Regions from separate parts of the Homo sapiens genome. Here all the other regions are linked to region 3. A link is a loop called in an ENCODE intact Hi-C map of the cell type or tissue named here. Cell type or tissue: mammary epithelial cell. All regions are shown on one strand.

What was found. Hi-C counts contacts between places; a loop is a spot of excess contacts. Peaks named below come from ENCODE experiments on the same cell type or tissue, not always from the same donor. Only the 100,000 strongest peaks of a DNase experiment are listed, where the experiment ranks them.
Region 1: it touches region 3 in a loop (5-fold over the local background); 13 of 110 quality-filtered maps call a loop at or near these places.
Region 2: it touches region 3 in a loop (6-fold over the local background); 2 of 110 quality-filtered maps call a loop at or near these places.
Region 4: a loop joins it to region 3, with 3 times the contacts of the local background. A loop is called at or near these places in 22 of 110 quality-filtered maps.
Region 5: a loop joins it to region 3, with 5 times the contacts of the local background. A loop is called at or near these places in 10 of 110 quality-filtered maps.
Region 6: it touches region 3 in a loop (3-fold over the local background); 10 of 110 quality-filtered maps call a loop at or near these places.

Annotation. Positions count from the first base shown.
Region 1 is chr3:169,145,590-169,150,589 of GRCh38, forward strand. All of the region lies in intron 2 of MECOM (MDS1 and EVI1 complex locus), which reads right to left. Among named protein-coding and RNA genes, the nearest start is that of LINC01997, 150 kb to the left of the region's middle. RefSeq lists a silencer at 3,850-3,909. In mammary epithelial cell, a CTCF peak has its summit at 3,896 (motif pointing right); DNase peaks (open chromatin) are centred at 832, 1,952 and 3,962; H3K4me3 peaks cover 3,076 bases; H3K27ac peaks cover 2,507 bases.
Region 2 is chr3:169,215,999-169,220,998 of GRCh38, forward strand. All of the region lies in intron 2 of MECOM (MDS1 and EVI1 complex locus), which reads right to left. Among named protein-coding and RNA genes, the nearest start is that of LINC01997, 220 kb to the left of the region's middle. In mammary epithelial cell, a CTCF peak has its summit at 2,563; no DNase peak of the experiment used is centred here.
Region 3 is chr3:169,039,150-169,044,149 of GRCh38, forward strand. All of the region lies in intron 1 of LOC107986051 (a long non-coding RNA gene), which reads right to left. Among named protein-coding and RNA genes, the nearest start is that of LINC01997, 39 kb to the left of the region's middle. In mammary epithelial cell, a CTCF peak has its summit at 2,681 (motif pointing right); no DNase peak of the experiment used is centred here; H3K27ac peaks cover 871 bases.
Region 4 is chr3:169,752,765-169,757,764 of GRCh38, forward strand. No RefSeq gene overlaps it. Among named protein-coding and RNA genes, the nearest start is that of ACTRT3, 14 kb to the right of the region's middle. In mammary epithelial cell, no CTCF peak of the experiment used is centred here; DNase peaks (open chromatin) are centred at 2,177 and 2,927; H3K27ac peaks cover 1,844 bases.
Region 5 is chr3:168,862,202-168,867,201 of GRCh38, forward strand. No RefSeq gene overlaps it. Among named protein-coding and RNA genes, the nearest start is that of LINC02082, 37 kb to the right of the region's middle. In mammary epithelial cell, a CTCF peak has its summit at 2,933 (motif pointing right); no DNase peak of the experiment used is centred here.
Region 6 is chr3:169,109,563-169,114,562 of GRCh38, forward strand. It overlaps MECOM (MDS1 and EVI1 complex locus), which reads right to left. Exons shown (of 17, transcript NM_004991.4): 9 at 3,225-3,312. Among named protein-coding and RNA genes, the nearest start is that of LINC01997, 110 kb to the left of the region's middle. In mammary epithelial cell, no CTCF peak of the experiment used is centred here; a DNase peak (open chromatin) is centred at 2,809; H3K27ac peaks cover 2,292 bases.

The sequences.
Region 1 (5,000 bases), 110 kb after region 3:
TTTAATAAAGGACATAGAATAAAGCCAGTGAAATGCAATACTAATTCCATTTCATATTTGCAGAGAGACGTGGAAAACTTGTTAATTTCAAAGTCAAGAAGCATCCATCCCCTTAGCTTTCAAGCATACCCTTTCACAGGGGCAGGGAGTTAAGTATTACATACACTGCACATAAAAATTGTAGGTGTAATTTTATTCCGTGTTAACATTATTAGCATTGCCACTGTCAACAGCAAAATTAATTTTTAAAAAGGTTCATTTCCAAAGAATGTCTTTTTACTAATCTGTTATACGATTATTCAAAGATTTCACCATCATATTAACATTCTTCCTCTCAATATTCTTGCCCCAAGACAAAAGCTTAGCTTTCTCCAGAAACGTTTGCCCCCTGGGTGAATTATTCACTTTTGATTTGCTAGCAGAACTGCATTTGTCTCCCAAATGTCTTAATCGTGTCGGAAATCTCGAATAAAATAAAGTAACGACACATCTTCAGTCATTTCATATAACACACTCCTGTGTTTTTAAAAGCTGTCAACCTCCAAAGATAGCTTAAAAAAAAACCGTTTAGGTAGACTTTAGAGAAAGGCCCTTTCAAAAAACCAACAGCAAAAGGAAAAAAAAAAAAATCCCCACAATCTAGCCAAAGGGTCCGAATGTGACTTTCTCGCGAAGCAGCACACGATGTTGGACAGCAAAGCTGTTACTTGGCAAGGTGGAACTCGGCCGAGAGCGGCTCCAAAGTCGCGTGGCCAGTGCCAGGAATTCAGATTTTGGCAACCGCACCTTGTGCGTCCCCGAAACCGACGGACAGAGACACACGGAGGGAGGGGAAGGAGGAGAAGAGCGCAAGGAAAAGAGGCCGACAAGCCGGCAGAGAAACCCACCGAAGGCCGGACGACCCACCCCGGAGACGTGTCCAGACCGCACCGTTTCGCAGGAGGAACAAGGAAATCGCCCGGCTTAGCAACGTAGATAAGCAGCAGGGCTCCGCGAGACTGCGGGCGAGGAGGAAAGAAGGCTGGGGGCGGGGGGCGCCCGTAGAAACGGTGCCCCGGCAGGAAACTGTCCGAAGTGACAAACTTTCACATCGCCCAGACTTTTTTTCCTTTTAAAGTGAGGAGTTCTCTTACCTTTAGATTTCTATGGCCTCAACTCAGCAATAATAGGCATTCACAGAAGAATCAAAATAAACAAAATAAAATAATCAGCAGCCCCCAACGCTCCTGCACGAAAATCCTTTCAAACGATCCCGAGCAACATTTAGAGATGTTTAAAAATAATAATAATAATTTTTTAAAAGCCTCGCGTCTCGATTTCCAAATGGGTCTCTGACAACTTTGTCCGTCTCTAGGATCTGCTCTCCAGGACCACGCGTTTCGGATTTATTGTCCGCCAACAGTGTATTTTTAATACAAGAAATGAAGTCTTCTTTCGTCTGGGTGACCCGGGTTTGGTGTGTTTTGGCTTTTTCCCCCTTCCTAAATGAGCTCGGAGCTATTCCTTCTGGTTCACATCACCTCCCTCTTTTCTCACTTTCTCTTGCTCTTATCAGCCCGATGTGTAATGAAAGTTATCTGAAACCCACTAAAACTTCTACTTCTCCTTCCCAGTTCCAATGGGGGAAAACAAGCAGGAGGAGGAGAGTTTGAAAAGGTGGGGGGCCTGGGGAGGCGAGGGGAGCTCTATCCCCCTTTCAGATCCTCCGCAGCGCCTTCGCGGGTCCTGGACCCTCACGGGATCGTCCCCTTTCGCAACTCCAAGCTCAGCCGCCGGGTTTCTATTTCATGAACTGTCTCTTTAAAGAGGATCTGCTCGGCCATCCAGAAAGAACCCGGGGCGAGGGAGAAAGGGAGCTATCTCCCGCCGCCCAGAGTGATCTGATCGGAAGCCAGACGGGCTCCTCTTTTAAATTTTTAAAGTGACAGCAGCCTCCTCTGGCGGGAGAGGTCACAAAAAGGTCGCCAAGACCCAAGTCCTATAGGGACAGACTGATTATGGATGCACCATCCCCCTTAAACATGTAGATTTCTCCGGGTAAACAACCAATGGGGAGATCTCGCCAGGCAGGATTTCTTTCCCCAGGGAAATAGCCTCCGTTTCGATGTCTTGAAAGCACAAGTGTGGTGTGTGTGTGTGTGTGTGCGCGCGAGTGTGTGTGTGCATGTGTGTGTGTGAGAGAGAGAGAGATGGGGGATGGGAGGGATGGGGAAGGGTAGAGAAGTGCTTTCAGGGGTGTGAGGGTGTGTGCACCGAGGCAGGAGGGGGCGGGGGTAGGGGGGAGAGGTAGTGCTGGAGTGGGGAGGATAAAGCTTAGGGTATAGGGACGCTAGTTCAGACTAAATATAAATAGTTTAGAAATTCTCAGAAAACAGCAACCTCAAGAGTGAAAAGTTGACATGTACATTTCCAGTTTTCTGCTAAGCATTAAAAAAAATTTTTTTAATTGAAACTCATACTCTAATTTATTCCCTTCATTCTTGTAGCTAGGTCAGAGGAAGGGCGTGCAAAATTTTCAAACCATATTTTTCTTTAAAGATATTTTAAAATCTGAAAAATTATTGGCATATAACCCGCCCAAACAGCATATTATGGGTTTAGAGAGATTGATGACTGTCTGGTGAGTCTTTGCCATTTTCTTTGATACATTAATTAAAACACCTTGAACGCCAAAACGTGCAATAAGCAATTTGACGACTCAGATTATTTTTGAACGTTTAACATCATAAATGCTGCTTTTAGTAATCGGTACTATCCTATGTTTAATAACTTTCTAATATACCTTGGGTACATTTAAACCAATACATTGTAGAAAAGACATTGGAAGAAAGAATACAGGGGATACATAGCAAAACAAAAGGGTCTACAGATTTATTCATGGCCAACTTTGTAAGATTTAGTAAATCCCACTGGCTAAATGGAAGTAAACGCGTTTTTATCACAAAACTCCATTCATAAAAACAAATGGACAAAATCCAACTCCCCAGCTCAACAATGGAAAGTTAAGCAAAGTAAGCGAGTCTAGGGACACTTGCGGGGGAGAGGTGGGGCAAGAGGGGCTGGAAAGTGTGCTGACGGTTAAACTTTAGCTGCAAACGGGATAACACAAGTGCCACCCACTTTTTGTTTTCTCCAAGTGCAAATAAACGTGTAAATCCAGTAGAACTATATTTTCCCAAAATATTGATTTAAAAACAAAAATAGTAGCAAAAGGGAGGGATTGGGGGAGAGAAAATGACAAGAGGTGGTGACTAATTTGTTTCGGTGGCCTGTTATCTGTGACATTGAACTGTTATTTCAGATAATGGCCATTGTTTGAGAGAAAATCGCACAGCAGTGGTAGGTAGGACAGGAAAAATCCTTTGTAAATAACCTAAAACCCGGTCAGATATTCCCGTAGAGTTGGGCGCTTGAGAACCTTTAAGAGCTCCTGGTTCGTGGCCATTGATTTCCTGCCCTCCCTCAACTTGCCCATTGTCGGAGCTTTCTTTTTTTTTTTTTTTTTTTTAATTTAGCCATAAATTGGACCGGCTCGAGCTATGAGCTGTTCTATTTTCTTCCTGTCAGGATGAGGGATTTGTTTTATGATGCATTGTGTATTAAATACAAGTAATCTGGGGAACCGATTGCTTCAGACAGTGCGGCCTGATCAGGGGGTCTGGGAGCTCAGCGCCCCAACCCTGCGGCCCCCACCTCCTTGCCCTTTACAAAACTGCTTTCAAAACGAGGAAACGTCGGTAGGAAAACAAAAGGTCGTCTGGAATCATTGGCAGGTCCTGGCTAAATTAGGATTTCGTGGAAAGGGCCTCCGAGTTTTTTCCCCTATATTGGCTTCGGGTGGGGGGAGGCGGAGCGACTTTCAAGGTCTGGATACTTGCAGGTACGGCAGGACGCCGGTAGATGGCATTGCGCTCCGAAATAAAGCGCAGCGCCGGCGGCTCCAGCCACCCAGGTGAACCCGCCTCTGCCCGCCAGGCGCCGGCAACACAGCTCTGCCTTCCGCCTCGCCCGCCGTTCCGCGTCCTTCCGAGCTACGAGAGGAAGGCACACTGCAGTCCAGGCATGTAGACATCAGCCTGAGAGAAGGCTATTCCTACGTCTGAGCTTCTCTTCCCCAAATACAACCAAGAGTGAACGCTTACCCTCCGAGACCTTGGAAGATGTACCTAGAAGAATGGAGAATTCATTGCATCATCATTATTATTATATTAATATCATCATTATCGTCATCATCAGTCTTGTTCTCCACTGAATAAATTGTGAAAAAGACTAAAGGAAATCATCAGAAGGACCTGGGCAAAGGAAGCTAACAAAACACTAAATCTTAATCTCTCTTTCTCTCTCTCTGTGTGTGTGTGTGTGTGTGTGTGTGTGTGTGTGTGTGTGTGTCTGTCTGTCTGTCTGTCTGTCTGTCTCTCCCTCCCCTCTCCCCCACCCCATCCCACTCCCTTTCTCCTTTAGGTATATAACAATAACTTCATGTAAAGGCAGAGTCATCTCACTTTTTCTTCACACAACTTAAAGTTTAAAGATAGGGTTCTGAAATCCCACAGTAGTTAGACTGGCCTTGTTTCTCATGAAAGGGTCTTCTTGCTATTTAAATAAGAATTATTTAGAAGACCTGATCCATCTTCCCCAATAAGTGAATGAAACAGGAAAGAAGGTTAGAGGAAAAGGATTTTGCAAGGGGCTTGCTTCTTCCCCTGTTAGCTTGCTTTCCATCAGAAGGTTTCTAAAACAATAAATAAATACAAGGAGCCAAATACCATCACCAATTCCCTTTATTCCTTGGGATTTCTGGTGAAATCTGTTTACAGTAGTTCCCAGTTACAAATTAATCTGCAAAAGCCGCTGTCTGCTCAGCAGTAATCAGTAACATGCGTGTTCTGCAGTGTTTAGCACTGCCCTTGAAATGGGCTATTAAAAATAATGGTTTTACTGTAATCTCAAACCAGCTTTAATTTGCAAACATGTATCAGGACAGATGATCTAAATATTAA
Region 2 (5,000 bases), 180 kb after region 3:
CACAACCCAGAAAATTTTAGACCTGAAAGGCATATTTTTTCATTATTTAGCATTTGCCATGAGTCGTATGTAAGCCAAAGTTATTTTAGTGTCAACCTTTATTTTTCTGGACCTCTGAGTAGAGTCAACTCACGAGTGTTTCCACGTCTTGTTTGTTGCACAATAGGGAAGTTTTCTGGCTGCTTTCATTGATTTCCAAATCCCGAATCTTTCTTTTCTGATGGTATGATGGTGAAAATAACCTTATTTGGTTGCCATCATTTGATGTCAAAATGACGACCATCTAAACTACTTTTTTTCTCACTAGGTTTACTCTTTTAACCAAATTCATAGCAACTCTCTCTTACTTATTTCAAGCCTATGGGATAGAAATAAGTTGTGTCATTTCTAGTGGTGTTTAGGCATAGGTGTATCTTAAAAGCAATAGTTGAAACCTTCCCAAATCTCTGAAATGACATCTGACCACTGGCTGCCAGGTTGCAAGGTCTTCTGGCTTCCCCCATTTCCTGCATACATTTTTGCTATTTCTGAAATGAGAAGAAATAAATGTACTGCTAATTTACACAAACCTTCTCTAGTAAAAAAAAAAAAAAAGTACACTATAGGTTAAAAAACATTAAATATTACTAATTCTATATGTTTCAATCTAGTACATTAAAATAATATTCATGAAAACACTTTACAATATTGGGGGAAAGCCTTGTGAAATTTCACAATATATTGTTAAGTAAGAAAAATAGTTTATAAAATTATGAAAATGCAATCTTAATTTTGCAAAAGAGATATACAGATATGCATAGCAAAAATACTGTAGGTAGCTCAATAAAAAGTTGACAGTGTTTATCTGTAAAACAAAAACAAAAACAAAAACGCACATTAAGCTATCGCCGTGGCCACCATTTACACGGAGTTACTTAAAACAGAATAAATATATTACCCTATAATTTAAGTCATAAAAATCTACTGAGGAAGTTTAGTCTCTACTAGCCACACAAATAAACAGGTATGATACCATAGAGAACAACCGACAGATACCCCATCTCTGTGGGTTCATTTTGACTTCCTTGCACAAGTAGGTAACAGGAGGGTGGATGATCCGCAGATAGCCAGAGCCATATATTTAGAAGATGAACTCATAACAGAATGATCTGGATTTTGGCACCTGAGTAAACATGACTACATGGGTTTGTATTAACTTCTATTTGACATTCACAGAGAATTCCCACCTCTTGCCTGCATACATGAACTATAGCTAGACTCTTGGAGTCTTTTTTTTTTAATAAAACATTTTTGTGGAGACAATAAAATATATAACACAAAGGAAAGATTCTGATATAGGATTACATTTTGGGTTTGTAATAAACTAGAACATTGTACTTAAAGATAACACTGCTCAAGTTCAGAAAGATTTTTAAAAAGCAAAATATTTAGCATTTTCGTAAATTATGCACAATTAACATAACCTCACTACTATATACATGAAATGTTTAAAAATAAATAAATAGGCCGAGCACGGTGGCTCACACCTGTAATCCCAGAACTTTGGGAGGCCAAGGCGGGCAGATCACTGAGGTCAGGAGTTTGAGACCAGCCTGGCTAACATGGCAAAACCCCGTCGCCACTAAAAATACAAACATTAGCTGGGCACTGTGGCACGTACCTGTAATCCCAGATACTTGGGAGGCTGAGGCAGCAGAATCACTTGAACCCAGGAGGTGGAGATTGCAGTGAGCTGAGATCACACCACTGCACTCCAACCTGGGCAACAGAGCGAGACTCCATCTCAAAAAACTATATATATATTTATTTTACATATTTTATTTTACAAAATAAAATATATATGTAATATATATATATATAATCCCCATAATTTCAAAATTTATAAAAATTTCAGCATAGGGTAGTTTTTCTCACTCATCTACAAACATAATCAGAATTTACAACATGGCCTTGACAACAATTTTATTATACATCCTAAATTATCAGTGACTCTAATTAAATATTTTAATAGCTCTATAGTGAAATTAATGCTTAGGGCAGTAATCATTTGACTACTATAAATCATGTAAAGCTAAAAGTTTAGCAATATAGCTTATAGGTTGATAATCCAGAAGAGAAATATATTTTTATTTTAATGGGAAGAGACATCTTACTGTGTGCTTTTAAAATAAATTAGGTTTAAGAAGTCTACAAATTCTGAAAAGTTACAGGAAAAAAAAAGGATCCATTAATCAAAATTGTGTGACATGAAAAAATTTCATTTTTCAGAATGATCTTTAAGAAGATAAAACTTTCAACAGGGATCACAAGAGCTGGGTTGTTTAATTTGCAGTAGAATTTTTGAAATCTGGAGGAAGGATGACACTCAAATCAGATGTATGCACTTGACTTGTCAATGTAATGGAAAGTTACTTCGGGCAATGATCCCAATAATGCCACAGCTTGGGTGGGAAGTTTACAAGGAAAAACAGGAAGTGATGCCAGGGATCACAAAAGGACACTTCCCTTTTGACTGGAATGAGTATTTTACAAATCAAGGAGTGCTATGCATCCAGGGTGAGGCAGGGGGAGGCAGAGTGTCTCTCAGAAAAGCCTGTAACCTGTGGTCTCACACAGTGACTTCAGAACTTGTGGAATTTTGAATACTGTATCCAATTAGGAAAGTATCCTTTTTGTGTTCACATACTACAGAATGCAGTCCATATCAGTGTTAACTTTTATTTCTTAATCATTCTGTATTAGGCATCAAAAAGCCTACTACTGCTTGCCCAAAATCATTCAGGGAATTAAAAAGTTCTCTCTTTACTTACTCTTACAGTTTTATTTTGACAGACAATGTTGCACCGTATCCAATTTAAATTTGTGATGACAGTGGATTTGGGCGTGCAAATGTGACAGAGAACTTTCTCTTTCTCCCCCTCCTTCTACACCACACACCTACCCCTACGTATATAGCTGCGTGTGTGTGTGTGTGCTGTCTCCTGAGCTATGTCATGATCTTGGATGTGTGTCTGTGGGGCCCCAGTGTTGCTGCTGTGGGCTTTTTGCAACAACTATAAAATTCAGCACATTATCCTCATCTCGCTATAACAGCAAACATCGAAGTATCACAGAATCAAAGGAATTAGTTGAAAATAATTTCATAGACAGAGGTACTTAGCTTTTTATAGCTCTGGCTCAACTTGAATATCAATCTATATTAGGTCCTTTAAAAAAAAATTTAATAGGCCAGGCGCGGTGGCTCACGCCTGTAATCCCAGCACTTCGGGAGGCCGAGGAGGGTGGATCACGAGGTCAGGAGATCCAGACCATCCTGGCTAACATGGTGAAACCGCGTATCCACTAAAAATACAAAAAAATTAGCCAGGCGTGGTGGTGGGCGCCTGTAGTCCCAGGTACTCGGGAGGCTGAGGTAGGAGAATGGCCTGAACCTGGGAGGCGGAGCTTGCAGTGAGCCAAGATGGCGCCACTGCACTCCAGCCTGGGCGACAGAGCGAGACTCCGTCTTAAAAACAAAACAGAACAAAACAAAAACTTAATGAGATCATTCCTAGGTTAGAAGGTAAACTTATAGCTAACTTTCTTCTTGGCAAAAAATCAGGATGCTATATATACACCACTATATATTTGAGCACACACATGTAGCTACATATGTAGGGGTGGGTGTGTGGTGTAGAAGGAGTGAGAGAAAGTCTGTCACACTTGCATGCCCAAATCCACTGTCATCATAAATTTAAATTACATATATAGGTGTGTGTATATATATAATGGTATATATATATTATATACATTAGTTTGCTATATATAATAATAGCATGTGTATATATATATAAAATCATCCTAATTTTTTATCAAGAATACAGTTAACTATAAGTTTACCTCCTAACCTAGGAACCATCTCATTAAGTTTTTTTAAAGGATCTAATATATATATTATTCTAATATGTATAATTCTAATATATAATATATTCCAATTATATACATTTTAACAAATATAAATATAAGTAAATAAATATACATTTTCTAACTATATAGTTAGAAAATAAGACTGGGCACGGTGGCTCATGCCTGCAATCCCAACACTTAAGAAAGCTGAGGCAGGTGGATCACTTGAGTTTAGGAGTTCAAGATGAGTCTGGGTAATACAATGAAACCCTGTCTCTCCAAAAAAATACAAAAAAATTATCCAGGCATGGTGGTGCACACTGGTAGTACAGCTACCTGGGAAGGCTGAGGTGAGAGGATCACCTGGGAGGCAGAGGCTGCCTGCAGTGAGCTGTTTAGTCCAGCCAGAGTGAAACTCTGTCTCAAAAACAAGCAAAAAGAAAAGAAAAGAACACTTACTTGCTTCTTTTCTCAAATATTGCCTTTTCAGTGAGACCTCCCTTACCTAAAATTTCTACCTGTTCCTCCCACCTGCTAACACTTCATATTCCTCTTACCTGCTTTATTTTATCTTTCTTGCATTTAATTTTATTTTTATTATTATTTTTTGAGATGGAGTCTCCCTCTATCACCCAGACTGGAGTGCAGTAGCTCGATTTTGGCTCACTGCAACCTCCGCCTCCCAGGTTCTAGCGATTCTCCTGCCCCAGCCCCCCAAGTAGCTAGGATTACAGGTGCCCACCACCACGCCCAGCTAATTTTTGTATTTTTAGTAGAGACGGGATTTCTCCATGTTGGCTAGGCTGGTCTCAAACTCCTGACATCAGGTGATCCACCCACCTGGGTCTTCCAAAATGCTGGGATTACAGGCTTAAGCCACCGTGCCTGCCAATAAGCTACACTTTTTTCTTAACTTTTTTATTGTCTTTTCTCACCAGTAGAAGAGAAAGACCATAAGGGCAGGAATTTTTGTCTGTCTTGTTGACTAGTGTATTTCCTGAGGCTCGAACAATATCCGGCGCATAGTTGGGGCTTAAAAATCATTTGCTAAATCAATGAATAAAGGAAGGAAGGAAAGTAGGAAGAAAATCGAAGAAGAAGATTAGGGAAAGGCA
Region 3 (5,000 bases):
CTTTACTAAAAATACAAAAAAATTAGCCGGGCATGGTGGCAGGCGCCTATAGTCCCAGCTACTCGGGAGGCTGAGGCAGGAGAATGGCGTGAACCCAGGAGGCGGAGCTTGCAGTGAGCCGAGATCACGCCACTGCACTCCAGCCTGTGCAACAGAGTGACACTCTGTCTCAAAAAAAAAAAAAAAAAAAGAAAAAGAAAAGAAAAGAAAATGTGGTACATTTGCACAATGGAATACTACACAGCCGTAAAAAAGAATGAGATCATGTCCTTTGCAGCAGCATGGATGCAGCTAGAGGCCATTATCCTAAGCAAATTAACACAGGAATAGAAAACTAACCATCACATGTTCTCACTTATAAGTGGGATCTAAGCATCGAGTACATATGGACACAAAGAAGGAAACAATAGACACCGGGGCCTACTTGAGAGTGGAGGGTGGGAGGAGGAAAAGGATCAAAAAATTGCCTATCAGGTACTATACTTATTACCTGGTGGGCAAAATAATCTCTATACCAAACCCCCACGACACACAGTTTACCCGTATTACAAACCTGCACATGTACCCCCTTTATCCAAAAAGTTGTAAATAAAAAAAAGAAGACCAAATTTGCTCAAATATTTTTCTATGACAGAATCTTCCTCTGAATTCTTGATTGACATATCAAAGTGCCTTCTTCTTGGCATCTCCACTTGACTGTCTCATATACAACTTAAACTCACCCTTTCTCCCTAAACTGGTTACCTCTGGTATTCCTCTATTAGTACATATAACCAGCATTCAATGTGTTATGAAGCTATAAATCCAGGAATTATCTCCACTACTTCTGTCGCACTGACCCTTAATATCCAATCCATCACTGAGTCCTGAAGTTTAGAATTTCCATATCCTTTTATTCACATATTCCTCATCCCAGTCAATGCTACCATTATGTTTCACTTGGACTACTGCAATACCTTTCAGAGGGCTCTCTTCTCATCACTCTGACTCCTGTCTATCTGCTTCCCATATATCAATCAGAATAATCTTTACAAACAGGAGAGCCTATCATCACTTACTTAGAGCATTTTGATAACTTTCTTATACTAGTATAATAAAGACAAACTAACTGCTTGAGCTCACAAAACATACATACATCAACTTTAAATCATCCCACATTTCCTCTTGCTTTCTTACTGCAGAGTCATTGACCATAGCTTCCTTTTACTAAAAGTTTCTTGCTCCCTCTCAGTGCAAGGCCTTTGTATATGTTCATCCTTCTCCTCTTTCCCTCCTCTTTGCCTCATTGGTTTCTACTCCTTTTGACATCCTAGCTGTATCATCACAGCCTCAGGAAGGCCTCCTCTGATTTTCCTCACTCAATATCCTTTTTCATAGCACTTTTCCTTGTTGTAGTTTCACATTCCTTCATGTCCTTTTTTGATTCTGTCTGTCTCATACCACAGACTACAAATTCTATGAGACTATGTCTCTGGGGGAAGTTGATTACTATAGTATAACAGGACCTGGCATATAAATGGTGCTCCAGTACACATTATTTGAAGGAACTTAATCTTGGACCCTTTGAGTTCAGTTCTATATCACAATGCCCAACATGGACCTCATCTTACAGGAGGGATGACTATACAAATACACATATGCTAATTATGGCAGGGTAGATATAATACTAACTGTGCTTAAAAGCTGCTATTTTTTAATACCTGTAGTCACAGGAATTGTGGTCAAATGAATTAGAGATGTTAGAGAACAACACAGTTTGTATGACTGATACTCAGGACTGAAAGAATAAAGCATTTAATTCATTTTGCCTTCTTAACATTGCTAAGACTGCAATTCCGGGGTCCTCTCTACTTACAGGCAGTATTACATGACCAAACTGCAATATAATAAATTTTTAGCTATATCTTATTTGTACTCTTATGTATAGCCATTATTTGAATTATTTTCTTCCCCAAAAAGAGGCTGTTTTAAGTTATGATGACTAAACTTAGACCCTACTGATTTTCTTTCTTTGTTTTTTTTTTTTTTTTGAGATGGAGTCTCGCTCTGTTGCTCAGTTTGGAGTGCAGTGGCAAGATCTCGGCTCAATGCAGCCTCCACCTCCCAGGTTCCAGCAATTCTCCCACCTCAGCCTCCTGGGTAGTTGGGATGACAGGCATGAGCCACCACGCCCAGCTAATTGTTGTATTTTTAGTAGAGACGGGGTTTCACCATGTTGGCCAGGCTGGTCTCAAACTCCTGACCTCAGGTGATCCACCCGCCTTGGCCTTCCACAGTACTAGGATTATAGGCATGAGCCACTGCGCCCTGTACCTACTGATATTCTTAAAACCACAGTAAGGGAACAAGCTGGGAATTGCATTATTTTACCTTCAGAATGGCCAGAAATATTTCAAACTTCAGCCTCTTGATGATTTCATAGATGAATAACAATGTGGTTGGTTTTACTAAAAAACAAGAAGCTTACAGGCCTTTCTTATTCTGCAACCCTGTCCCAGTGTTTAATAATAAAATTAATTGTTTTATGGCCTTAATGTTCAAATGTCAAAGACTGTAAATTTGCCGCACGAACAAAATTGAATGACCCTGCTTGGAAAATTTGTTTCTATTAATATTATAGGATCTGTTTAAAAAAAAAAAAAAAGCATCTGGACAGTTCATTTGAATGGCCACAAGAGAGCAGTAAGAAATTAAAGCTTAGGAAGATGACTCATAGTCACACTTACGTGTGTACTTTTTGCTATTAGGAAGAAATGAATAAAAAACCTACTTATATTTGTTCTTAAACTTGGCAATACAGTTTAGAATCTTTTTTTTAAAAAACAATTTAAGAAGGACAATATAGATAGCATCAGTAGATTAACTGAAAAGAACCTTGAATTAGAGCTTTTAGGAACCTCACGTTCATGCGTGAAAATGGAAAACAATAGTCACCCTGGGCAAAGGGACATCTTGAGAGGTCATCCAACACATCCCTGTGGATTATGCAAGCCAAAAGGTATGTGTCCCACTTACTAAGTCCCACAGAAGATTCCAGCATCTGTTTCTAAAGTATGGCCAATATTTTACAATGTTAACTATAGGACTTTTTTTTAAATGTCAAATTCTATCTTTTTATGTTGTAATTCAGCTACTATATTAAGTAGTATGTAGGGATACCCTGAATCTTTTTTAAAAGTTCATACCTATTTCTTTATGTGCCCCTGCCCTTTACTGCTCATACAAACTTGGCCATTTTTTACTTGGAATCTTGGATATCATGAATTTTAAAAATGAATTTTAAAATCATGAATTTGCAAAATGAACGGCAATAGCCTTAATATGTGAAGTACTATGAGGAGTCAGTCTGAAAAAAAGATGAAGAGTAGAAAAGTAGGCAAAGGCTATGAACAGGCAATTCACAAGATTAGAATTATATACTCAATATACATATAAAAATTGTTTATGTGAATTTTTAACATTTTTAACCTAATAATTTCCCTGCTAAGAATTTATCCTGTGGTAACAATCAGACTAATAAGAGTATAGATTTTAAAGTAAAAATAATTGGGAAAGTAAAAACTTAAATTATGTCAAAGAAGAAGAATTTGTTAAATTAATTATAGTCATACAAATGGGGTATAAGGAAAGCCATTACAATACTATAAGTAAATATTTATTGACATTGAAAGCCATGGAACATTTTAACTTTCAATAAAGTTGAAAACATTATATATAGTATGATTCCACTTAGGAAAAAATTGCGAATGACTGCATAGAAAAATATTTGGATGATATACGCCAAAACAGCAATTATGTCTGGGTAATCATCTTATGGAGGATTTTCTTTTTGTTCTTTTTTAGAACTTCTTGTAGATTCTGAATTTTTCTTACTGTTTGTTTGTTTGCTTTGGTTTATTTTAACAATTAACATGTGTTACTTTTTAAATTAGTAAAATCACAAAAAGCTACTTCTATGTTAGAAGAAGAAAATCCTCAGATAATCTTAAGAGTTAGTTTGGTGAATTTGTGAGGTGTTTAAAATTTAATCCTTATGTAGTGAGTTGCAATGAAAACATGGCTTAATAAAATATAATTTATGACATCTACGTTTTCATAATAATATGAAAGAAAAATATATAACAAGCTACCAGGGTATATTGAGATTTTGTCTACATGCAGCTAATATAACTAGGATATTTTTAAATCAACTGAAATGGATTTCATAATTTATAATGTAAACAGCTTTTATTTTTAGGAAAAAATAAAAGTCCCCCTCACCCCTTTTACCCGTGAACAGGCCAGTGACCTGACCTTCAACCTATTTCACTTTTTCTAAATGTTCTAAATGGCCATATTCTTACATAGGCCCATATTTAATCTTTAATTAATATGAATATTTCAGAACGGCCTTTACTTAATATGTGTTCTGTATAGCTGAGGATATAATAATAAAATTAATTACAGAAGAAAGTTCCAGTTACTACAGATTTGGAAAAGAATACTATGTTTCTTAGTATAAACTACTAGCAAGTATTTATTTTTAACCATGTTTAAATTGCTTCTATAATTTCTAAAATTATCAACTACTAAATATTTTTTACAAACCTAGTAATAGATTAGATCTCAAAATAAAAGCACAAGATAAACAGATGTCATCTCCATCTTAAGATGTCAAACTGAGGCTCTGTACTTTGCCCACAAATGATGTAGCTGGAACTGGGAAGGTATTCCATGCACCAATACATAGAACCCCCACAGCTTTTCATTAAAAAAAAAAAAGAAGAAGCTCTTTCCCTAATTATTCATACTTGTCTCTATATAGCATTTTCTCAAATATTTGAGGCCATTTTCCTCCTATCACTTAACCCTTCCATATGGGGAAAAACAAAATGTCTACAAGATATCTTTGGGGAACCACATTTCAGTGTTTTGTAATTTTATCCTTGCTTCTACTTGTGGGAATTAAGAGTTAGGCTTTGGCAGTGGGTGCAGGCAATACAGTCCAGTGAGCCAACTCA
Region 4 (5,000 bases), 710 kb after region 3:
GTTTTAACACCTAAATACTTATATTTTACTAGTGATGGCATTCTAATGTATTAAGTCCTCATTTAAATAATTAATACTTTGTTAACTGTGGCATTATATTTCTGAATTTTAAAACCTTTAATATTGGTAACTATTGCATATTCTTTTAATAAAACAGTAATTCTTTATTGGATGAATGGATACATGAATAAGCAGATGAAAAAATAAACAAATACCATGCAGAATACTTTTGGAAAATAGTGGCATAAATACTACAAAATTGAGAATACTATAGCTGGATCTTTGTCCTCTATTTAAAAAATCAGCAACAGAATCTCTGAGATGAAGGTTGAACAACCAAAAAAGGTCAGAGTTAACACCAGGAAAAAGGTAAGAACGAGTGGAGAAAAGTCGAGAGAACTGGTGAATTCAAACCATTTCCTCCATTCTTCTCCTTTGATACTTGCTATCTGTATAACCCTGTTTTAATTCCATATCTTGCACCAGAGAAAATTACACTAATGAACAGGTAAAACAATCTTTCTTTCTTTCTTTTCTTTTTTTTTTTTTTTTTTCAGATGGAGTTGCCCAGGCTGGAGTGCAATGGCGCAATCTCGGCTCACTGCAACCTCCACCTCCTGGATTCAAGTGATTCTCCTGCCTCAGCCTCCTGAGTAGCTGAGATTACAAGCTTGTGCCACCATGCCCAGCCAATTTTGTGTGTGTGTGTTTTTTTGGTTTTTGTTTTTTTTGTTTTTTTTTTGTATTTTTAGTAGAGACGGGGTTTCACCATGTTGGTCAGGCTGGTCTTGAACTCCTGACCTCAGGTGATCCACCTGCCTCAGTCTCCCAAAGTGCTGGGATTACAGGCATGAGCCACTGAGCCCAGCCCAATCTTTCTGGTTAAGGAACACCATTCTGTCTGATAGAGAGAGGAGACCTTTGAATGTGGAAGTCAAACACTCAGAAGGATTATCAACAGCAGTGCTATTTTTGCTATAGTCAGGTTGTTGCAATGAATACCAAAGAAAGATTTATTCCATAACAGGAATGACACTTTGGACAGCTATCAAATAACATTTACTTAATTATCTTTTTAACAGTCACTTTTTAAAGATTAACTTTAAGACAAATATTTAACTAGATAGATATTCTCCTATCAGTTATACATCAATCACATGAATCTGTCTGTAATAAACAAGCAACCAAATAAGGTGAGAGCTTCTACTGAGAAAAGGAAAAGTGGGAGTGGAAGATGGAGAAAGGTGAGAGAACTGTGAGTTTTTATTATTGTATATCTCATTATTGAAAAGCTACACATTGGACACATACACAAAAAAGAAAAAGTCTTTCACCTCTGAGAATAAATATTCCGAGCACGCTCTGTGTCCCAATTTCCTTTTTTTTTTTGAGACAAAGTCTCTCTCTGTTGCCCAGGCCAGAGTGCAGTGTGGTGTAATTGCCTCACTGCAACCCCCACCTCCTGGGTTCAAGCGATTCTCCTGCCTCAGCCTCCCAAGCAGCTGGGACTACATGCATGTGCCACCATGCCTGGCTAATTTTTTTGTATTTTTAGTAGAAACAGGGTTTCACCATGTTGGCCAGGCTGGTCTCGAACTCCTGACCTCAAGTAATCTACCCACCTCGGCCTCCCAAAGTGCTAGGATTATAGGCGTGAGCCACTGCGCCTGGCCCCCAGCTTCCTAGTTTTGGGGCCTACATCCCCGAATAGCACAGGGCTGTAAACAAGATTTGTTCTGCCCCAGAATGACAGCCCCTGTGCCTTTCCTATTTAATATTACAAATAATCACAAACCATGTCCATGGTATTTGGTAGTTGCAAAGGGTCTCAAATAGGAGAAAATTTACTTGCAAATATAGCCTCTGAAAGCTGCATGTCCTGTCTTTACAATGCCATCTGTCATTGTATCCAGGGAAGAGGGGTACAAATTGGGAGAAGAGCTGGTCCCAGAAGTCTCTGAGGCATGCCTCCTGTGTTGTAGAGAACATTTCCTTCTAGGACAGAAACCACGCTAACCTCTCTTCTAGGACAGTGCCACAATACAATTATTTGGTAAGATAGCAATCATATAGCAGTCATGCCAATTTTCCTGCATCAGTTAAGGTACTTTTGAGTGAAGCAACAAAACCCCTGACGCTAACTGGCTAAAACAATCAAGGTGATTCATCAGCTCATGTATTTGAAAAGTCGAAAGGCAGGGCAAGCTCACACATTTTGGAAAGTCCAAAGGCAGAGCTCCACCTCTCTTTCTCTGTGTTTCCCTGGGCTTTGCCCTTCTTTGTGAGTTGACTCTGTCCTCAAACTGGCCTCCCTCTTAGTTGCAAGTGACTGATAGGAGCAACACTAGTTACTAACGTCTTCATTCCCATTAAAGGGGAGAAAACTCTTACTTCACTCAGCCATTAAACTGAAGTTCAGCACTTTGTTCTGATGAAGCCATCCCAGAACCAATCATGATGGCAAGAGAGGGGATTAGAACCATCCTTGGATACAGGCAAGAGTCAATCCATCCTACCTATGATGCATGGCTGCAACTGAATGCAGGAGGAGGGTGTGATGCAGGAGAGGCACCACTATGTATGTATTCAGCCTCTGCATTGATACCCTTGACCCCCGTGACTTAATACTACACACACACACACACAACTCTGAGAAACAGATTCTGTGTTTTTAGCCATTATCTCTCTCCCTGCCATCTTTACCTCCTGCTTTATCAAAACTTTTGGCAGGGAAAGCAAGGCAGGAAAGAAGATGAGGAAAGATAAGACAGAGAAGATATAATGTGTCCTTTATTTTAGTAGTAGAAGGACTCTGGAAACGATTGAATGATTCAATCTGCATAGCTACTCAAGGTTTGCAGCTGTGGCCAGATCTAGTCCTGTTGACAACCAGATATACATAGTGATCAAGATAAATTCTATTTTGGGAAATTCCAGAAGAGAAAGTAACATAGGTAGATTACCCAGAGGTTCTATACAAGTCTGGACAATTCTCCTTCAAACAAAATACTACCCTTTGGGTTAGTGATGCACCCTTAGTAATTAAGTAAAGGAACAATCTAAAAACATAAAAAAATTTGTGCATAGTTATTCACGATAGCAGTAAAAAAATTGAAAACAAGTTAAATATTCATCTGTAGGTGAAGTGTTACATAGATTATGATACATCCATTAAATGGAACATTAGGCAACAATATTAAATAATGGTTCTGAAGGCTCTGTAATAACATGGAATAATATTTATAATTTATTACTAAATAAAAAAGCAGAATTTGACATATAATTGTCTAAAATATATATATCAGGTATAAAAAGAGACAGGTATAAAATATATACATCAGGTACAAAGAGAGACTGGAAAGAAATGTACCAAATAATGACCTAAATTTTAATTTTGTAACTGAAAAACATTAGAAAGCACTATTAATTACAGATATCTACTTAGCATTTGCCTCTGTGCTGGTGAAATCATAGTTACAATTAGCTGGTCTGTTCTCTGCCCCAACAGCACTCCATCATGCATTCAACAAACAATTATTGAGCACCTGTTATGTACTAGGCACCTGGGATCTGTCAATGAACTCAATGACTTGGGTTCTGCCCCTATCCTTATAACCCAGTGAAGAACACAGATAAGCAAATAATTTATTGCAAATTAGGAAAACATGTTATAAAGGTAATCAACAGAAGATCATAAGAGGAGGGGTAACCTGCTTCAAAAGGGGGTCAGAGAGGATTCTGAGGAGGTGATATCTAAGTTAAGACTTGAGGAGGAGAGAAGGGGCCAGGAACTACAAGTGCAATTTAAGCAGAGAACCCAGGATGAGAGTTTGGTACAAAGGAGGCTGGTGTGGCTGAAGCACAGTGCAAGAAAAGAAGAGGGTGTATTAGTTTGTTTTCACACTGCTGGTAAAGACATACCCGAGACTGGGAAGAAAAAGGGATTTTATTGGACTTACAGTTCCACCTGGCTGTGGATGACTCAGAATCATGGTGGGAGGCAAAAGTCACTTCTTACATGGCGGCAGCAAGAGAAAATGAGAGAAGAAGCAAAAGTGGAAACCCCTGATAAACCCATCAGATCTCGTGAGACTTATTCACTATCACGAGAATAGCATGGGAAAGACTGGCCCACATGATTCAATTACCTCCCCCTGGGTCTCTCCCAAAACACATAGGAATTCTGGGCGATACAATTCAAGTTGAGATTTGGGTGGGGACACAGAGGGGTAAGCAGGGGGCCAGATTATACAAAGCCTTGATAAGAATTTTGGATTTTATTCCAAGTGCAACATGAAGTCACTAAAGTGTTGTGAAGAGAAAAAACATGGCTCAGTTAGCCTTTTAATAAGATCACTCTAGTTCCGTTGTGAAGAATGAATTGGTAATGGGTGTGAGGCAAGATAAGAAGTAGAAAGACCTGTCAGGTCTTTGTAGAAGATGGTGAACTGGGCTGGGGCAGTGGCTAACACCTGTAATCCCAGCACTTTGGGAGGCCAAGGCAGGTGGATCACCTGAGGTCAGGAGTTCAAGACCAGCCTGGCCAACGTGGTGAAACCCCATCTCTACTAAAAATACAAAAATTGCTGGGCGTTGTGGCACGTGCCTGTAATCCCAGTTCCTTGGGAGGCTGAGGCAGGAGAATCACTTGAACCTGGGAGGTGGAGGTTGCAGTAAGCCAAAATCACACCATTGCACTCCAGCCTGGGCAACAGAACAAGACTCTCTCTCCAAAAAAAAAAAAAAAAAAAAAAAAAGATAGTGAACTAGATTAAGGTAGTAGAAATGAAGCCAAAGTGGGAGGATCACTTGAGGCCAAGAGTTCAAGACCAGCCTGGGCAATATAGCAAGCTCCTGACTCTCAAAAAAATTATTTTAAAAATTAGGCTGGCGGTGCACATCTGTAGTCCCTCTATTTCTCACCTTTTTTTATGATATTGTCACATTAATTTTGTAACTGAAAAAATTAGAAAGCATTATTAATTAGATTACTTAGCATT
Region 5 (5,000 bases), 180 kb before region 3:
GTGCCTCTAGTCCCAGCTACTCGAGAGGCTGAGGCAGGAGAATCGCTTGAACCCAGGAGGCAAAGGTTGTAGTGAACCGAGATCATGCCATTTCACTCCAACCTGGGCAACAGAGAAAGACTACGTCTAAAAAAAAAAAAAAAAGGCTGCTCACATTAAATGCTGTTGTGCTATAGTTCTAGCTATAGTTCTATAGTTTCATAGTTTCTACATAATGAGAAACTTGGCTAAGTAATTTCTTCCTTTTGGAAAATCTATCCATTAATAGAACATCAGTAAAGGCTGGGAAACATTGTGGTTGAATTAAAAATTAAAATTTAGATCTTGTATAAGAAGGATGAGTTCTAACAGTGACTTTTATACTTTTTCTTCTGGCAGCTCTAGCTTCTTGTCTTTGACCTTTGTGCTTTAATTTACGTGCTTGTTAGGAATAAAGTTACTTATTGCTATTCTTGCCAGCTTTATGCCAGGGCCTGGGCCAGCTGTTGTTTAAACATTATCTCTAATGCCTGACAGCACAATGTGTGGTAAGTATTGTCATCTTTATTTTGCAGAGCTAGGATAGAAGCCAAATCTCACCAAGTCCCTTATTTTTCCATTATACTATGGTACACACTGTGTATGGTAAGGCTGTCATAGAATGTCTTTAACTAGATGGCACTGAGGTTTAAAATAATATGTTTCAACAAGTTGGTACTGAATAATGCTTAAGACCACCATAAAAATTGTTAAAGAGTAACTGTCTTAATATATATGATTCTCTAATCTAGCTTTTATCTTTTTTGAAGCTTGCATCTAACAAAACCTGCTTTACCCCTTTCTTGTTTTGTTTGATACTAGAAACAAAATTTATGGAATGAATTTTGGGTATCCAAAAATATTTGTCCTACTTCTTTAGAAAAGTGTAAGTTTCAATCCAATGGAGTAATCTAATATGTGAACCTGTTATCAAAACCCGGTGTAAGTGACATGTTTCAAGTGTTTTAATAAACTCAAAAGTTTAAAGAAAAATAAATTTCTCCCCAATGTATAGTGAATAACAAGCTATGTTTTGTTTTCTTCAACCTGAGTTGAGAATACGCCACATAATGATAGATCTAGTCCCTTCACATATATTTGAACACACATAGTTCAAGACCCAAGTGGATTCTATCAGTTTTCAAATTAAGGCAAAAATTTATGTCTCCAAATTCAGGACTGTTCAAAGGCAGTCTTAGCCAAGAGACACCTCTGTTATTTTTTCCATGACTGTTTAAATTCCAAATAATAAGACTATATTTTTTTCTGAGCCTGGAAGTCTATGATAATTACACATTGTCTTTTGATACAGTTTATCTTTAAACAAACTTCAGACAGGTCAGAATAAATTGTTTTAATGTTAGATTGTAACAAATTGCTAGGCATATCATCATGTACTGCAAATAAATGTACACGTCCACGAAATAGGAAAAATTGGGCAGAGGTGAATTCAACCACCCAGCCATTTACATGAAATAGCATTACTCAATGCCATTTTTAACTTCCAGCTTTGTCTAGATGAGCTCATTCAAGTTCACCTCAGTTGGGTGAACTGAGGAATCTGGAGATTAAGATCCCATGCATGTGTGTGACTGGGTTCAGTTAGAATAACATTTTCTTCCTGCAGATCATTAATTAGAATGTTTTTAAAGGCAAAACAAAGCACACAAAACACAGTTTGCTGAAAATGATGTTAGTTTATTTACTTTGAAAAATCTACTTCTATAAATTCATATACTAAAAAATAAATTAAAAGATAAAAATGATGTCCTAATATATTTCCTATTGAGAAAGCAAAATAATTAGCAATCTTCATTAGTTGTCTAGAAAAATAATTTCCTCTTCAAGAAAGTTGCCTCTATTTGCTAAGCTGTTCTAACCAAATTTCCCTTTATCACACATGAAATTTAACTGGAAATACTAGTGGTCTGTTCTCACTTGATTTTTCTGCATAAGAGTTTAAAAGGCAGGGTTACTATGTAATCTAGTCTGGTAAATTCTTTTTTGCCTAGGCAAAAACACCAGTTTACTTGTTAAAGATGATGAAGAGTTAAGTCCAGAGTTCATATCACAATCTTATCCCATGACACTCCCTCCCCCTTTCACTTGATGAAAATATGCTCATGTGAAGTGAATTCTGAAACTGAATCCGCTGAACATGCTCAGCATTTGGTACCAGATTTGTACTGTGACATTCAAACTTCTGCCATGGCTATTGCAATGTAAATAGGAAATTCTAAATGTGATTTGAATTGCCCTTTGGGGAGTTTTACAATGAGAGACGGTACATTTCCAAGGTAGCCCATAGTTAATATGGAGCAAGTCACAGTGGTCGGGTTGGAGACTGTTCTGCTTCGGAGCACAGGTTGACAGGAAACTCTGCACGCCTTCAACCGGACCGAGGGAATTCGGCGGTTGACATAGCCATGTATAGTTCTGAAATATTTTCTCTTGTTAGAAATGTTTTAAATTAGCCCATGAAAATAAGCACCTTTATTATTCACATACAGTGATTCAGTTTGGAGGTGACAGCTGTCTACATAGATCGTAGTGTAGAGATTGGCATAAGCAACGACTGTTTTTTAATTAGCAACAAGCTTTTGTAATTATTAGAGGTCAGCATTTCCTGTAATTGAATCATGTATGCTAGCAAATATACTCTCACAGCAAGCTGGTGTGCTCAGACCTTTCCCACGAAATGCAACTATTAGGTACCATCGTGTTGCACACAGAAAATGCATGGTAAGTTCGGATTGTACAAAGATATTTCCAAGATTCTGAAAGAACTACATTCAATGGCATTGAATTTTATATATGTTGTGATATTAAATGATATAAAATTCTAGTTCTTTCTACCTATAAATTTAGACGTTGAGACTTTTAAGAAAAGTGCATTGCTGAAGTTCTCCACAAGAGGGCCATAGCTCCCTCATTCTTTTAAATTTGGATTCAAGCTCAAAAAAAAAAGTAAATGCTATTATTTTCTCCTCAAACTTGTTGTTTCATGTATCTTATATATATCATAAATATGTGATAATAAGAATAATTTGAAAAAATGATGGATGCATAAGTGTGTACAGTGAAAGATTCCCTGCTGGTTTCCCCCTCCCCCCTCAAACATAACCACCTTTAAAGTGTGCTGGGGTTCTTTCCACATTTAAGCTTATCATGTATTTTTTATTTTACACAATGTGATTGCACTAAAGATTTATTTTATGTTTTGCTTCTTTGTTTATTCACTAAACCATACATTTAGGCATCTTTCTATTATCAGTCTACACAGACCTGCCTTTTCTTGTATATGGTTTCAGAGTATTATTTTGTATGTCTCTAAAATGTATTAATAAATCCCCTACAGATAAATATTTAGACTATTTTTAGTCTTTTGCTATTAAAAACAATGCTGCAGTTAAAAATCTTGCATTTATTTCTTTGCACAGGTATAATTTCTCTGCATGTTAAATTCCCTAGCTGCATAATTATAAAGCTTGTTTACTTAAAACTGTGTCTATCCCCCTCAGAAAAGATGGTTTCACTGAATTACACTCACACCATATAGGTGTGAGAAGTACTTTTAGCTCTGACTCTGACAAATACTATGTACGTCAAACCTTGTAATCTTTGCCAGTCTATGAAAGGAAAAAAATAATATCTTGGCAGTAGTTAAAAGTTCTAGGTCTGTGATAACTTTCTCCAATTAATTATTTAACTATCCCAATTAAATTTTTTTTACTTTCAAAACTGTGTTTCACAAATTTTATCAAAGATGGAAGCAGAGTGACCAGAAAAGACATCACTGGGCAAACTGACCTGGCTTCCATAAACTAGTGAGAGTAAAACCAATGCTATATCTAAGTAAGTGCTTAGTAGTTGCTACAATAATTTTATATCATTTGAAAATTTTTGTTTATTATAAAAACTGTATAAAATACGGTGGTCAGACATTAGTATTCCTATCATACAAATTAGACTGAATATTTGGACAATGTTCTTTTTACTTCTTCGTTATTATGATCATCAATTTAAAGAACTTCAATAAAGAAACTTGAAGTTTCTTATCTAAATTTTACTTAACCTTCCAAGCCTGTTTTTTCCTTTCTCCTTAGAGAATGTCTATCACAATTTGCCCATTCTTTTCTTTTCATTCTAAGCTACAACACCCACCCTTTCCTCTCAGTTTTTAGCAAAGAACAAAATGCCCAGAATTGAAATGTCAAGTATTTTTTTCCTAACAAAATATTTTTATTACTAGATTAAATATACACCCAAAGTAGCAGATTGAAAATAATTACAACAGAAGCTGGCTAGTTTACTGAACCAGCTTTGTTCACTTTCCTTGGAGGAAAAACTGGTTATTTCAGTGATAGCCATATATATTATACATGACCTAAAACTATCCCATCAAGTGACAAGCCCATTTTGGAAAAGCGCAAAGCAGGCAAGGCATATCTACTGCCATTGCAACCATCCCCATATTTTTCCCATCTGAGTGCTTCTTTCCTCCTTTCCCCTGCCACCTAACTATGTTTAGTTTTGTCCCAGCAATCTAACTATGTTTAGTTTTGTCCCAGCAATCTCTACAGGGAGTGAAATATTCTGATTTTTCATATTAGTTGAATATATCTACTGAGGTGTGGAGGGTGCCTCAAAGGAGAGCTTCTCTTAAGGGAATACTTTAAGGAGTGGTGAGCAGGAGATGTGTTTTCAAGCACTGAATATTTCATAAGTGGTTTCTGTGCCTGCTTGCATGGACCATCTCTGGCTCTATGTAAATGCAAAATGCCAGATGTAGAAAAATAAGATAGTAAAGAAGTATTAGAGGTACTAGAGTAACACTGTCTTTTTGTTTGTTTGTTTTTATGTTATGGTTTGTGTTTTCTCTGGGTGTTTCGTTTGATTGTTTTTGTTTTATTTTGTTTTTGTCACTTATACTTCAAGCTTTAGAATAGTATGTTCTAAATCCACATTCCAGCTTTTGTGGA
Region 6 (5,000 bases), 70 kb after region 3:
TGCTACCACGCCCGGCTAAATTTTTTTGTATTTAGTAGAGAAGGGGTTTCACTCTGTTGGTCAGGCTGCTGTTGAACTCCTGACCTTAGGTGATCCGCCCGCCTCGGCCTCCCAAAGTGCTGGGATTACAGGCATGAGTCACCGCACCCGGCCTCTTCTAAGTATTTTTGACAGAATTTTTAAAATACGTATTATTCCAAAACGCAATAATATAGCCTAATAATCTTTCAATAAAATTCAATATATTTTTATTTACTGAGGTGTTCACTTATCACTGATTAGGAATTATGGAATGGGAAGGAATATGCTGGGAACAATATAAAGATATTCAAAAATTGTAAAACCAGACTTGCCCAGAGAATACCACTATGAAGCATCCTTCTTTCTTTTCCCTAAAACATTGAGAATTTGATCCTCCCTTTATTATTATGATAACCCAAGAAATAGGGCAGATATTATTCCCATTTTGAAATGAAGATCCAGATGCTGAGAGGGTCCATGTGATTTACTCCAATATACTTAAATGGAAAATGAAGCAATGAACAGTTTTATGCAAGCACATTAGCTATGAAATCATAACAAGCACTAAGAACAGAGGCAAGTCATTCTGTTTTGGCTCCTTGATCTGTGCCCCCCTTACTTCTGCAGTGAGGTCATGCCAAGAATACAATAAGCATCTTTTCAAGCACTCCTAGATACATGGCATGGCCCTGGCAAAGAAATTGGGCATAAATATTTATATTTATAATAAAATGCTTTTGCACCCACTAATAAGAGCTCTTCCTCATTTAGGTCCTTCCACATGCCAAGCACAATGCTAAATATGTTGCGTACATAAATGCCAGCTCTTCCAGCTACCCTGGGAAGGGTAAGACTTGATGAAAGAGGAAGAGGGCTCACCTGTATCCCAGCTTGTATCCCAGCTATATATAGCATGACACAAGAAAACAGCCATGATATTTATAAAAACAATGAAATATTTCTGTAATAGTCGGTAAATAGCCTTTGCCCTAAGCACCCTGAGTGTTCCCCTGCTTCCTTGGCCTCTTCCCCAAACACCCCTCAGATAGTCCCACTATCCAGCAAATAAAACATTGGCAGTTGATGCAGCAAAAGCCTCCAGTATCCTGCTCCAGAATGGCAGAAATCCATTCCGATTGGTAGGTATTCATGACGCATCAGGTTCTAAGTATTTTGATCACCACTCTTGGGTCCTGTTCTAATAGCAACATGCAGCAATAGGGAATCCCTTACACCAAGACGTGACATTCTGGTGTAGGAGGGAATCACTGCCACTGTGCTCCCACAGGCGTGTTTGTGAAGATCTGAGGAATGACTGCTATGCTCGAAGCACTGGACACATGCCTCATCTTTTGTGATCCTTAATTAACTTTGGGAATGTTAAAATATAACATATTTGCTCTCTTATGATTTTATTTTAAAATATATACCTACTACATTGCTAACAGCTGCGAATTCATACAGAATGAATGGTTGACAAAACTGCCCATCTTATGAACTGGTAAATTTACCTTAGTTAGCAAAACATCTTTGAATTTCAAAGTGGATAGAAACCTTACACCCGACTCTCTCATTTTTCAAACAGGAAAACTAAGAGCCAGGTAGACTAAGATGTTCAAAGACACTGAATCCCTTTTTGGTTTTTCTCCATTCTACCGTGAACCCATAGCACTCAATTTTGAAATGGTTAATTACTAAATTGTAAAGATTATCAGAACATGAAAATCACTTGACTACTGTAATTAATATTACTGTAATTAATTTTTGTAACATTAATGTATACATGAATATTATATGTTCATAAGTATTTATTTATAATTATAAAGGAAGTATCAAGAGAGATGTACTTTTTGTACAATATCTGACACAAAATATGTGCTACATTCCAGTTTATTAGCCTATGAAACTTTACAAGTACTATTTAGATCAGTCTAAATATAAAATATAGTCCCGATAAACATTAACTGTTTTGTAACTTACTTCTTTTCCATAAAGTAATTATGTGAGTAACATTCTTTAATCTTCCTATATAAAATTAATACTAACTGGAATGTTTCTGAAACTTTTACTGCTAAACCACATATTATCTCATTTTGAAAGGGAGTGAGAGTTCTTTAGTAATAGTAGATTTATCCAACTAACCCAGAAGATTGTGTTACAACTCTCATACTCTTTATTCAGGACTCTAGAAAGATACTTGAAAAAATACAAAAGAGGTAACAGAAAGGAAAAGGAAAAAAGAACCATATCCCATGATCTTTATTTAATTAATTTAATTACCTCATAGCTTTCCATAAGACAGCTTGCATAAACTTCCCCTGATTTTATTAGAGAACCATCATTTTTTGTTTGAACATATTACAACAGAACAAATTAGTTTATTCTATTTTTAAGAATTTTTATTAAAATGTTGCTATCTATAAAGACCAGAGCTTGCATCCTTTAAACAAAAGTAAAATAAATTTTAAATTAAGAAACCACATTCAAGATGTTTATATACCGTATTTGTTCTTTCAATACGATTTTCCACATGGTGGAAAATATGTAAACCTGTTTTTTAAAATTACTAAATGTATAAGGACTTTAGGATGAACCAATTAGAGATAGTGCTGCTTTGCATTTTCCTTGCAATGATAAACTGTATATATTTTGATAAATGAACACAATTCTATTCTGCAAATAGCACTGTGCATTGTGGTGAATTCTTGTGCAATTACAGAGCTTTGCTGGAATGCTCAGTGGTCTCTAGATAAATTCCTTCACCCTCTATGGTAACAACTTGTCAGGTAGACTCATTTCCTGTTTTTATCTAAGCCCGAAAAGAACAAGAATGACCTTCATGAGTATGGGACGAGTCACAGTATGATCTATTTCTTAGTATCAGCAACCACCACACACAAAACACATCTTGGATATTTATTTTCTTAACTGAATCCTGCTCACTCCAAAATGCACTTTAACTCAATAAACAGTTAATAGCAGACAATCATTTAACACTGAAATCATGTTATTTTTACACATATATTAACTAATTTTTCTTTAAAGAGTTTGGGTTTTAATTCTGCTAGAATTTCCTGTGTTCTTCCACACCAGCGTCATAGGAAATCCTAATGTTCTCAAGATGTCTTTCATTTCATTGCACCTGCTTTTCAGGATCAACAAGTTAGTTTACAAGCTGGAAATCTCAAATCCAAAATACTTACTTGTGGGTGAAACAAGAATCCTGGAGAAGGCCTCAAGTATTTCTCTTTTAAAGCTTCAAGTGGGTCAGTTAGTTTTCTTTTCTCTACTCTGAAAGGTTAAAATTAGATTTTGGAGATGAAGCAGTCTCACATATCAATCACTACATAATCACTGACATTTAAAGGAACTAACAATAAAGTCAATGGTAGGTTTCTGGGAAGCGCACTCATAAAACTATAGAGACATCTGTCCAGTTCTTGGAGATTCCTCATGACACTTCTAGGTGCTTAAGAAGAAAAGTTCCTATTTATAATGGAAAAACCCTACTGAATGACTAGGAATAGGAATAACGAGAAAACATGAAAAATAAGGAGTCACTAAATTAGAGGCATTTGTCATGAATTCAGTACCTTTCCATTCCAAATGTAGACAAGAATGCTTAATGATTTTGAAATCATGAGGTCAAGGCTGATTTTGAATATTAGAGCAATTTTCTACCAAGAAGGTGTTCTCCCAAATGTGCACTTTATTCCTTCCATATTTGTCAATAATAGTAAGGGCATTTCCAAGCATATACACTGCTAGCCACTCTTTGAGGTTCTCTCTCTCTCAATATATATTTATATTTAAACATATAGCATAATATATTGATATATAAATATTTTATGTAAATTATATTTAATATATATTCAGAGAGAGAGAGAGAATATATGCTCTTTGGATGCCACTGCTGATAAAGAAGGCAGGCAGATAGAATGGGTGTGGTGAGAAGAGAATGGGGAGCTTTCTGAAGATAGAGAGAGACACATAAAACTTACCTATATATCCCTTCTGCTTTAGAAATGTTTGCCATTCTATTTTGTATTAAGCACATAGGGAAATAATATCCCTATGTTGAATTAATTCATTGAATTAATTTCTTTTACCAACTTGGTAATTAAAAAAACTTTTAGATATGTGCACTCTTAAAGCAGAATAAAATACCTACCACTTATTGATATTATATATGTGATATATGTGTGTTGCATATACTATTTCACTTTTTGAAGTAGGTGATGTTATATCCATTTTATGCTTTTTTTTTAAGTCTCAGACATGAGAAGGCTGAGGTTGCAACCCAAGTCTGACACTAAAACTGGATTCTAGGTCTTTCATGAGTTTGGCAAAATGACAGGCCTAGGTCTTAATTGAGACAAGCACCAGAGAGATGTTGGAGATCACAGTGAGTAAGAGGAATGCTAGTAGGTGATGAGGATGAGTGCAAGAGATATGTGGAAGAATCAGAAGCCAGTTGCTACTGAGAGGGTACAAAAAGGAAAGCCTGAAAAATTATCTTAACAAAGGACTGAGACACATCATTGAGTTGGAAATACGACTTTACCCGAAATGTGTGACATACAATCTACACACAAAACACGGAAGACATGTTTTTCTTTTTTTTCCTTCTCTGGTAACAGGACTGCCAAACTAATTGAGATATAATAATTTTAAAAAGCAGCCAAACTTGGTACTGACAGCACTGAGTTATTTTGTATTGTCCTTTGATACTACTTTATCATATTCAAACGAGGGTAGTCCTTTCCATACTGACAGTGTTTCCTTGTTAACGCATTATAGATAATATACATAGAAGAAGAATTGTAAGTGAGAAGAACTTGCAGCTCTAGTACCTATTAAGTAATATGAACTTGATAAATATTGTTGAATTAAATAATAGCACATTTTCTCTTCACGAAAGAGAATTAGGCAAAATATGAAAATACTCCGATGTTAAATAAGTTCAATAAAAAATTATC